2 separate regions of the Mus musculus genome follow, and region 1 is linked to region 2. A link is a loop called in an ENCODE intact Hi-C map of the cell type or tissue named here. Cell type or tissue: left cerebral cortex. All regions are shown on one strand. Each heading gives the region's core, and the rest is flanking DNA. Links, peaks and the distances in the headings are about the cores only.

Evidence for each region. Peaks named below come from ENCODE experiments on the same cell type or tissue, not always from the same donor. Only the 100,000 strongest peaks of a DNase experiment are listed, where the experiment ranks them.
Region 1: it touches region 2 in a loop (2.6-fold over the local background); 2 of 42 quality-filtered maps call a loop at or near these places.

The regions. Positions count from the first base shown.
Region 1 is chr3:39,837,291-39,845,565 of GRCm38, reverse strand. No RefSeq gene overlaps it. Among named protein-coding and RNA genes, the nearest start is that of Gm46834, 130 kb to the right of the region's middle. In left cerebral cortex, for the core only: no CTCF peak of the experiment used is centred there; a DNase peak (open chromatin) is centred at 4,429.
Region 2 is chr3:40,119,609-40,122,108 of GRCm38, reverse strand. No RefSeq gene overlaps it. Among named protein-coding and RNA genes, the nearest start is that of Gm30184, 330 kb to the left of the region's middle. RefSeq lists an enhancer at 1,489-2,500. In left cerebral cortex, for the core only: a CTCF peak has its summit at 1,426; DNase peaks (open chromatin) are centred at 1,437 and 2,382.

The DNA.
Region 1 (8,275 bases), core at 2,943-5,442, 280 kb after region 2:
TTCATGTAGACTCCCTCATGTGCAGCTGTGAAAATTAAGTTCAAAGGTTAAATACCTTGCCATGTTCTACTCAGCAATAAGACTTGGATGTAGATTTTGAATGCAAATCTAGGTGACTTTCTGTTAGGCCAGGGTTTATTTTAATGCCTGTTCACTCTGTTTTCTCTGCATGTCTAGTTTGGAAGGAAATGCTTGGTGATTCATTATAGGTTGTTATAAAAAAATGTTCTCAGTCTGTGGTGTTCCGTAAAATGGCTCAGCTGCCAATCCCAGTATTCAGTTGCCAACGCTGGAGTCAGGTGGTTCATGGCCTTCCCAAAACTCCAGGAGATCTAATGCCTTCTTTTGGACACATGTATACATATAAATATAAGTACAATAAATGCTGCAGTGCTCTGTTTTCTGAGATGATTCCTGTGATATAAAAATCAATTTAAATATATTCAGCCTGAAGGGGTGGCTAGGCATGGTGATTGTACACCTTTAATCCCAACACTTGTGAGGCAAAGGCTGTAGGATCTTCGTGAGTTAAAGGATAGCCTGGTCTACCTGGCAAGTTCAGGAAAACCAGGAGACCTAGTCTCAAAGGGAAAATAACTCCAAATAAAGCTATATGAAGTAAGTCTTTCAGTGCTTTTTTAAAAAATTTTTGATGAATATATCATTCTTTCTTTTGCATCCTACACATATGGAAAACAAGTTCTTTATAAGGCTGACATCACTACACATGGTCTGTATTTTTATTAAGTACCTCAGATAGAGAACCTGAGTCTACTATTCATTGCATTGGAGTGTCTGCCGTATGTGGAAGCCAACCTACTTCACAATGCCTCAGAACAAAGTGCAGCACCGTTGCAAGCATATGCATAAGCATCAGAGTGTTTTAGGCAAAAAGGGAGACAGCCTTTATTTTTTCAGTAAATACCAAGTATTCAAACTGTGTTGGCTTGAGCATGCTGTTCAGTATAAAAAGACTGCCTCTTTTTTAAAAAAATAATTCATTTTATTTATTCACTTTAGATCCTGATTACACCTCCCTCCCTCCATTTCTTTCAGTCCCACAATCACTACTCCCATTCTTCTCAGAGAAGGGGAAGCCCCACTCCACTGGCTGCCAACCTGCCCTGGCACATAAAGTTCCAGCAGGACTAAGTTCATCCTCTCTCAATAATAAACTTAGAATACCCAAGATACAAGTTGCAAAACACATGAAACTCAAGAAGAATGAAGACCAAAGTGTGGTTGAAAGAGTAGTAAACTCAGTGCTCCAAGGTATGCTAATCATAAAGCAGATAGCGACATTCCTTCCTCCACCCACCCGCTTCCTGGGTTCAAAGAGTGTTAATTCAAAGAAAGTCACCCTGACCATTACAGGAACCTGCAATGCAAATGTGCTATTGTTAGGGGCTCTTAGAAACTGTCTTGAGAGTTAAAAATTACCAGGTATTCCTTGTGACACCTGTGACTTTGTACTTCCTTGTGACTCTTAACTGGTATTTTTGGTATTTTCCAACAACGCCTTTCCCACCTCCTTGAGTTGTGGTTTTTTCCTTTAAATACCCCCTTACTCAGCTACTCGGGGACACCACGGTCCTCTACCCCTGCGTGGTGTATGACCGTGGGCCCGAGAGCGCTCTTGAATAAAAATCCTCTTGCAATTTGCAGCAAGACCGTTTCTTGTGGGTGATTTTGGGGTGCCGCCTCTCCTGAGTCAGAACGTGGGGGAGTCCTCACGTTGTGGGTCTTTCATGGTCACTTTGCCCCTTCTTAGAATTGGGAACAAAACACTCATGGAAGGAGTTACAGAGACAAAGTTTGGAGCTGAGATAAAAGAATGGACCATCTAGAGACTGCTGCAATGGGGATCCATCCCATAATCAGCCTCCAAACGCAGACACCATTGCATATGCCAGCAAGATTTTGCTGAAAGGACTCTGATATAGCTGTCTCTTGTGAGGCTATGACACTGCCTGGCAAACACAGAAGTGGATGCCCACAGTCAGCTATTGGATGGAACACAGGGCCCCCAATGGAGGAGCTAGAGAAAGTACCCAAGGAGCTAAAGGATTCCGCAACCCTATAGGTGGAACAACAATATGAACTAACCAGTACCCCTAGAGCTCGTGTCTCTAGCTGCATATGTATCAGAAGATGGCCTAGTTGGCCATCATTGGAAAGAGAGGCCCCTTGGTCTTGCAAACTTTATATGCCTCAGTACAGGGGTACACCAGGGCCAAGAAGTGGGAGAGGGTGGGTAGGGGAGTGGGGGGGTATGAGGGACTTTTGGGATAGCATTTGAAATATAAATGAAGAAAATGCCTAAAAAAATTAATAATAATAAGGCTGCCTAGGTAGGGGAAGAGGATCCAAAGTCAGGCAACAGAGTCAGAAGAGCAGCCCTGGATTCAATTGTTAGGGGACCCACATGAAAACCAAGGTGATATCTTCTACAAATGTGTAGGCATAAGTCCAGCCCACACATGCTCTTTGGTTGGTACTTCAGGCTCTGTGAGCTCTCATGGGTCTAGGTTAGTTGACTCTGTATGTCTTCTTGTGGTGTCCAAGTTATTACCCAAACTCTACTAAGAGCTAATGTTCAGGAAGACATGAGTGTCAGTTATTCCAAACAATTACTCAAGAGATATCAAAGGAATATGAATGAAAAGGTAATATGTGGATGTATAACTCTGTCCTCTCCTTCCTCCTCCCTCCATCTCCATTCTCTACTCTTTCTGCTCACCTCGTTCTTCTCTTCCCTCTTCCCTCCTCTTCCTCCTCTTTCCTCCTCTTCTCTTCCCTTCATTCCTCTTACTTTTTCTTTCTCTTTTCCTTCAAATGTGCAGGTTTCTGAGCCTGATGTCACCAGTACCTGACACAAGCTTAAACAATCCTAGAACTTACAAACACTCATGCCTCAATTCTGTCTGCATAATACAACAGTTATCACCACTGTATCCCTCTTCTGGTTGGCTCTCGTTGCTACTATTTGATCTATTTAAAAAAGGATCATAACTAGAATAAAACACATACTTAAGTGAAGCACTTGCCGTTGTTAGTTGAAGAAATGGCAGTGACAGGCACCCGAAGAAGTCACAAGCATTTGCGGGTCTCGATGATAGCTGAGGTACTTTTTAGGTATTGTATGTGATCATGTCATTTTCAACCAGCTTGTAAAAGAGCTGAGGGTTCTGAAGAGATGGCTCAGGATGAAGAGGGATGTTCTCCTGGAGAACCTGTGTTCAGTTCTCAGAACCCATACGGTGGCTCACAATCACCTGTAACTCCAGCTCCTGGGTATACAACACACTTTTCTGGGATCTTGGGACACCAGACATTCATTTGATGCATACACATACATGTAGGCAAACCACTCACACATATAAAATAAAACTAAACCTAAAAATCACATTTAAAGGAGCTGTAGTCTAGTGCATTCAATGACAGAATCAAACCTGGAAATGCTAGTTCAGTGGATAGAATATTTCCTTAACTTTTATCAAGCCAAGCCAAGAATTTGATTCCCAGTTCCCTATCAAATGGCCATAGTGGGACATCTCTTCTAAACCAGTACTCTTAACATCAATACCTAAATTAGCTCAGACTAAATGTAAACAGGACAATGCATGAAAACAAATACAGCATTGAGTAGAGAAGGCTTTTTCTTCATAGCGTTGAGCCTGCTTTCAAAACTGCATATTTGTAATAATCTGTACATCTTTCCAGAAAGGGGTTTAAATCAAACAGGAGGCAACAGAGTTGGCAACAGATTACTCCCTCTGCAATCACCTTAAATGAAGAAATACCACAGTGCTCTTTTCTGCTCCCTTCTTTTTTCTGCAAACTGCAAGAGGACTTTTAATTCAAGAGCGCTCTCGGGCCCACGGTCATACACCACGCAGGGGTAGAGGACCGTGGCATGCCGAGTAGCTGCGTAGAGCACAGCCATCCTTTGTCACCAGCGTTTGCCTTGGGGACACTGGTCAGTTCGTCTGTATTTTGCAATAAGAGATCAAAATTGAGGGTCCCACCGTCGCCTTCTTGGCCTTCACCATCACTAGATATTCGTACACACTGAGGTCCTCTCCAGAATGTGGTCCCTGAGAGCATCAGCATCAAACAGAACGGCCTTGATGCACTCTGATCATGGGAAAGCGGTGTCAAAGGCACATTGCGCTGAGACGGAAACACTAATAAAAAGCCCAGTCTCAGAATGAGTTTATTGTTCTCTTTGCTGAGCTTTGAGAAAAACTGCCTGTCTCTAGTCCCCTTCCTCTCATGGCTCTGAGCTATGTTTGCAATCTGAGTTTGAAAGCAGCGTCTGAGACTACCTGCCAAAGAGTAGCCACCCTTTCTTCGGAGGCCTGCTCGTCACATGACATAATGGTACATCATCTGTTTGGACTGTCTGAGCTGAGATAGCAGATGCTGCTGCAGATGGAATATTTGGAGAAATAACAACCAAAATAAAGAGAACACAGCGACTTTTCTAAAAATCCCTCCTTCGGCACCAGCTACAGGTTCTTGCCAAACTTCAGGGTTGTCAGTTCATCTCTGAGATGGTGTGTGGGAGGAACACCCTGCTGCATCCCAGGTCTCTGGGCCAGCTGGAAGGACTGTCTTAAAGAACACAACCAATTTATACTATCATTCAGGGATCTGGGATTTTATTCTTAACTGGTTAACTGCTGGCAAGTAGCACCCCTTGTTCTGTGACTAGATTCATCAGAAGAGGACTGTGTAATCCCAAGGATTGCTGAACATTCCGGATGTTACTGCCGCCCCACCCCGACCCCCTTTCAAGCACTCTACCTTTATGTAAAGTTTGTGCTCTGTAATTGAATCCATTTAAATTTGGAAACAGCTTCATTATCTTAGCCTTTTAATCTACCTCTCTGTCTTGTCCCTCCCTCTGTCCATATACCCATCACCACAGGAAGACAACACACTAAATATTTAGGTCTGTTTTGACTCCCTAGGTGCATCACATCACAGCATGTGTTTCACAATATTTACTCTGATGGCACATCCATGATTTACCATGCTATTACTGAGGGGCTGTCTAATGGTTCTAATGGATGCACACTATTGTCTACCCATGGGGAACAGAGTATGCTGCTGTTCCCACAGAGAACTGCTTTATGCTCTAGGTGTAGGGAGACTTTACAACTGAATCTGCTCTGGTGACCCTACTTAACTAGGTATCCTCATTTTGTATTTAGTTTGTCATTTGTCCTACATTTCTCATGTTTAGCAAAGTGGTCATGCATACACATGCCATCCTAGGGAGGCATGGCACCCTCCACATGCCATGCTAAGTTTATCTGTGGCATTAAGTTCTCACTTGTGGATGTCTGTGCAATAGAGTTTCTAACTTGGCAAGTTTTTGCACATGTGAGTTGATCAGAGATGATAAAATCATAGCCATCCCTAGGCCTCACACTCCTTCCAAGGTAATCCAGCTGCCTTGGGGAATTGCTGAATGTGTGCTAATCTAGTCTGCAGAGCCTGTCTCACTAGGGCAGCTCACTAGGCTCCAGTATTCTGTGGTGAGCAGAGAAGGTGTTTTTGTTATTGATGATGGCTGTGTTTGTCTGTTTTTTCATTAGTTTGATGACCCATTTTGAGTCTTACTAAGAAAGAAACAATTGAAGACTCCAGCTATCATCCAGGCACCAAGGTTAAGAAAATGCCAGAAATCCAGTTGCTTAGCCAAAGTGTACCTCATAGATCCACCCACCTTCGCCTGCACTCAAACCACAAAAACAAACTTTATTTTCCTGCTCATTTTCACACATTTTTGCCTAAAGTAAATTAGGTAAGGACATAGAAGCACAAATATTCTTAAATAGTCTTTTCACATACACTTACATCTAGGAAGCATCATGTTCCTTGCTGATGTCATGAGCTTGTCAAAACAAAGGGAGAAAATCTCTTCTGAAGTCACTAACAGGGATAGGGAGATGGCTGTCAGAAAAGTGCCTGAGTTATCAGCTCCAAGGCCTGAGTTCAAACCTTAAAATCCACATAAGCTCTCAGTTTGAAGGTATACCCTAGTGATCTCATCTCAAGCCAATATGGAGAAAGGCAGATCTCTAGTTTTACTGAGGAGACAGGATGTCTCTAAATGAAGGTGGGCAGTTCCTGAGGAACAGCAGCAGAGGGTGTCCTCTGACCACGACAGGCACACACTCAGCACTTGTGCAGAAATGAGTACACCCGTGTGCTTCCACCCAGGAATGTGCCACCCTTCACACACACGTCCATATTTAACAAACAGTAAGGTAAGTTATAGAGACTCTAGTTAATAAAACAGGAGCCAGGGGCCTCACTATGCTATGATAATTGAGCCTAGGAGATCTGTCTACTACCCACAGAGAATATGTATACCATACTACTAGGGTAGAGAGGGAGGGAGGCAAGACCTGAGAAGGCCCTCACTAGCAGGTTAAAGAGGAATCAAGACAGGCTGATAGAGCTTGAGACTTGTTCTCTATCGTTGGAGGGAAGCTGGACTTTGATGGTCCCAGCAGCCCTTTCACCCTGTGTGACCCCAGATGAGAAAGAGAGCATGGCTGTCACTCTCCCTCATAGCCTTCACCTGCAAAGTGTCACACTGTCTGGGTCAAGGAAGTGGGAAGGTTTGGTTGTGGCTAGGTAAGTACACTGGGTATAGGAAATGATAGACTGAATGAGGGGCCAGAAAGCCCCAAACGAGCCTGGAAAGAAGAAGCCAACATAATTTCCAAGCATGGGCTGGACATGAACATACACATAAGTATGTGTATGTTATTCTGGGTGTGTGTGTGTCAAATCCAGAGCCTAGTGCATGATAGAAAAAAAGCAGTAAGCCTGATCTACACTGTCAGCCCCTCAAGTGGAGCATGTCTGCTACCAAAGACTGTTTATGTATCCAGAATACAGTATAAAAGATTGTCTGAGAATGTAAGGCTGTGCCGTTGCCTAAGAGATAATGAAGCTGTCAGCTTGCCAGCACTCAGCATGACCAATGTGGCAAATTATAGGTTAAGCACATATGAAACGCACGTGACGCAGGAGTGATGAAGGGCTTTGGTGTAGCTTTAACAAAGGGTACTTTCTGCATTCTGGCTGGAGTTGCTGATAGACACATCATATAATGTAGACTCATAATTATACATATGCACATATATAATTACTTAGCTTTTTAATGTTGTAATAAATCCTTTCATGCATAAGATGGCAAAAAATGGTATGTTTAATGAGAAATTTAAGAATTGGAATTGAGTTGTTCTTTTCTCAGGGAAGCCGGTGATGATTTCTGTAAGTTGACAAAATATTTGTTGACATTTACGAATGAAGATAAGAGACTCATTGACAACACAATCATGATTACATCGAGTAAATTTGCTTTCAAGTAACATTTTTTCTAAATCAGTTTTTCTAATTTTCTACTTTAAATGCATGTGCTGACATAATTGCTATGAATTTATAACATGAATTAATGTTAACAGGATGAACACAGTTTCATATCTGCATCATAGATATTTCCAACAGAAAAACCACCAGCTATTTAGTTCTAGTAGCAATGGGCTTTACTCTATTCCAAGTTGGAAAATCAAATGTTCTCTGTAAGAGGATTATTCTCTGGAGGCGACTATGTGGTCACACTATACGCACTATCATGAACTCAGTTTAGGGTTCTAAAGATTTACCTGTCTGGAATGATCATGCAAACACATTTGTCAAGGAACAATGAAAATCATGCAGTTGTACACTGAGAAAGTTAGAGATGGTTCTGGTAAGCTTGTAATTTGTCTTATCTGCCATTCAGGAAAGTTCTAACTTTCCAAATGGGTAAATGTTGTTCTATGAGCATTTAACATACCCGTGATTCTACAAACCAAAATAAAAAAATCACAAGTACTGCTCAAGAATTGTGAGGTGCTGCTCCAAATGAGAAGCCTGCTTAACAGAGCTGGATTTCAGTTTCTAACAATGTTAAAGGAACACATATCACCCTGGTGGTGATTGCACCCGAGGCAGATAGCTAAGAGGTGAGTAGATTTAGTGTGGTATCCAAAAAACTTGAAGAACAACATTCTAGTGCCTTTATTCCTAATGTGATGCGATCTAAATGCTATCAACAGAAGAATGAGTGACATGGATTGTGGTACCCCACACCTTTCCCCCCAAATCTTTTATGCCTTTAAAAAGGACAAATGGGTGGTGCGAGAATGTTGGAGGCCTGGATCTGCACGGCTCATATGCAAAACACCATCAGTTCCACTGAAGGAGG
Region 2 (2,500 bases), core at 1-2,500:
CTGTGAGGCTTTCTCCGGGCCTGCCCTGGAGAACTGAGACGTCCCCTTTCAAAATCAGGCCCACAAGAACGGACATTGTAGGGTTTCTGAAGCCCACCTGTTTGGTGGCTGTCATCCTACTCAAAAGTGTGAGGCCAGTTTCATAAACCAGAGCCAAAGAAAAGCAGAGAAATAGCAACAAAGCCCAGAGATGACTATTCTCTCTTAGCTAATACTAGTCTAAGCACTGGTGTTAGTAAATAGATCACACTTTGTCTTTAAGAGTTCATGATGGGAGGTTCATGATGGGAGACTGCAGAGAGGCCTCCTTTTGATTCCCCTGACTATGTTTAGTGGTGTGCACTTGTAACCCCAGTGCTGGAGAAGCAGGGTCAGGCAGATCCCTAAGATACATTGTACATCCAGCCCAGCCAATTTGTAGAGTGCAGGCCAATCAGAGACCTTGCCTCACACAATGGTGCAGATGGCGACTACCTTAGTTTCTTTTCCTGTTTTTATGTTAAAATACTCCCACAGAGCAACTTAGCAGAAAACAGGCTTATTCTGGCTCACAGTCTGCAGGTCAAACTGTGGTAGGACAGAAAGTTAAGCTCGGAAGGGTGTGAAGCTGACTGGAGTCACAATGCGTCTCTCCAATCAAGAAGCAAAAAACAACGCAAGCAGAAATTTCAGTGCTCAGCTCCTTTCTTCACCTTATAAAGCCTGTGAACGACCTGTCCAGGGAACGGTCACACCCACAATGCAGATGAGTCTTCCCCATCAATGGGTGCCGTTAAGTTGTCTCCCACAGGCAGGCCCAGGGGCTCATCTAGAGGATTCTATATTTGGTCTGCTTGACAATTAACAGTCACCACCCCAGCACCTGTGGAACAACACCCAAAGTTGTTCTCAGGCTGCCACTTAAGCGCTCCCATGTACTTGCATGCACACACATATAGACACACACACACAGACACACACACACAGACACACACACACAGACACACACACACACACACACACACACACACACGGCGAAAGCATATTGAACACGGTGTGTGTAGGTCTGAGTCTAGGAGGATTAAGGACTAAAGAGGAGCAGTGCAGAAAGGTCTTCTAAGGCATGAAACCTTTCGAACAAGATTAACCGAAATAGCACTCGTCCCAACAGAGGTGTGGAGAAAAAAACCTCTCTACCTGTGCCAAGACAAACTGATGTGGACAGGCGGGGAGTTAGGAGCAGGTTTTTGTTGGGGAACATGTAATGCTTGAGATGATCTAATTCATTTTTAAATCTTCCATATGAGTTCAGCCCAAAGCTGCCCTGGGTCCCAGCTTAGCCATTCAGGGAGGCTGGCATGCTCAGCTCTGAGTCCCTGTGAGCTTCCCTGTCACCTCCCCTGGGGACTATCTGAGGTGGAAATGAGTTCATCAGGCCGCCTTTGGGGGGAGCTGCTGGGCTGTCCCCTGCAGTGTGAATTGCTCTTTTGCAAATCAGTGCATGCCTTGCTCCCCCATCTGCTTCCTATATCGCCTTCTCTTCCTGTACAAGAGAAAGTCTCACTTTTATTGTGAAATAAAGAGAAAATTAAGGGCTCCTATGTGGAAAAGGTTCTCCCTTGACCTGTGCACGTTCCATTTATACACCCACAGTGTACAGTGGAGACACACATATAAAGCTGCCTGGTTGCTACATTTTAAAGGGCTTGTCGGAATTTATTTTAGTCATCTGACTTATGAAGCCAGGCAACATCTGATTTACAGAAACCACACTCCTCCTGTTTGGATAATGACTGCATCAATATGACCTCTCTCTCTCTCTCTCTCTCTCTCTCTCTCTCTCTCTCTCTTTCACTCATCTGCCTCTGTCTCTCTGTGTGTCTCTGTCTCTCTCCCCTTGCTCCCTTTTTATGTGTACTCATCTGTCTCTGTCTCTCTCTGTCTTTGTCTCTCTCTGTCTCTGTCTATCTCTGTCTCTGTCTCTCTACCCTTGCCCCCTTTTTGTGTGTACTCATCTGTCTCTGTCTCTCTGTCTGTCTGTCTGACTGTCTGTCTGTCTGTCTGTCTGTCTGTCTCTCTCTCTCTCTCTCTCTCTCTCTCTCTCTCTCTCTCTCTCTCTGTGTGTGTGTGTGTTGTGTGTGTAAGAAAAAGTGTGAGGGAAGACTTGGGTTTGCAAACAAAATGGTCTGAAAGAAGAGCCTTCTGAAATTGTCATCTCCAGGGTCTGTCTCTCTCCCCCTGAAAGCAGCTGTGTTCCCTCAGAATTGCAGGAGACTCTCTGGAGGCTTGGCACCCTGGTGTGAGGACAGTCACCAGAGACACATTGTCTGTAGTGTTAATATGCAAATAACATGGACACTGCCACTGGTTTAATCTCCCAGTTGGCATCTGAACACAGGCAGTTGTTCTAAAGTCATAATTAGCTGAACCCTCAGGGGAATCTCTTTCCAAGATGCATGTGAGTGCTTATGAGTGTCATCAGGATGCCTCTGTAGCCAGTTCATTCAACTAACTAGACACC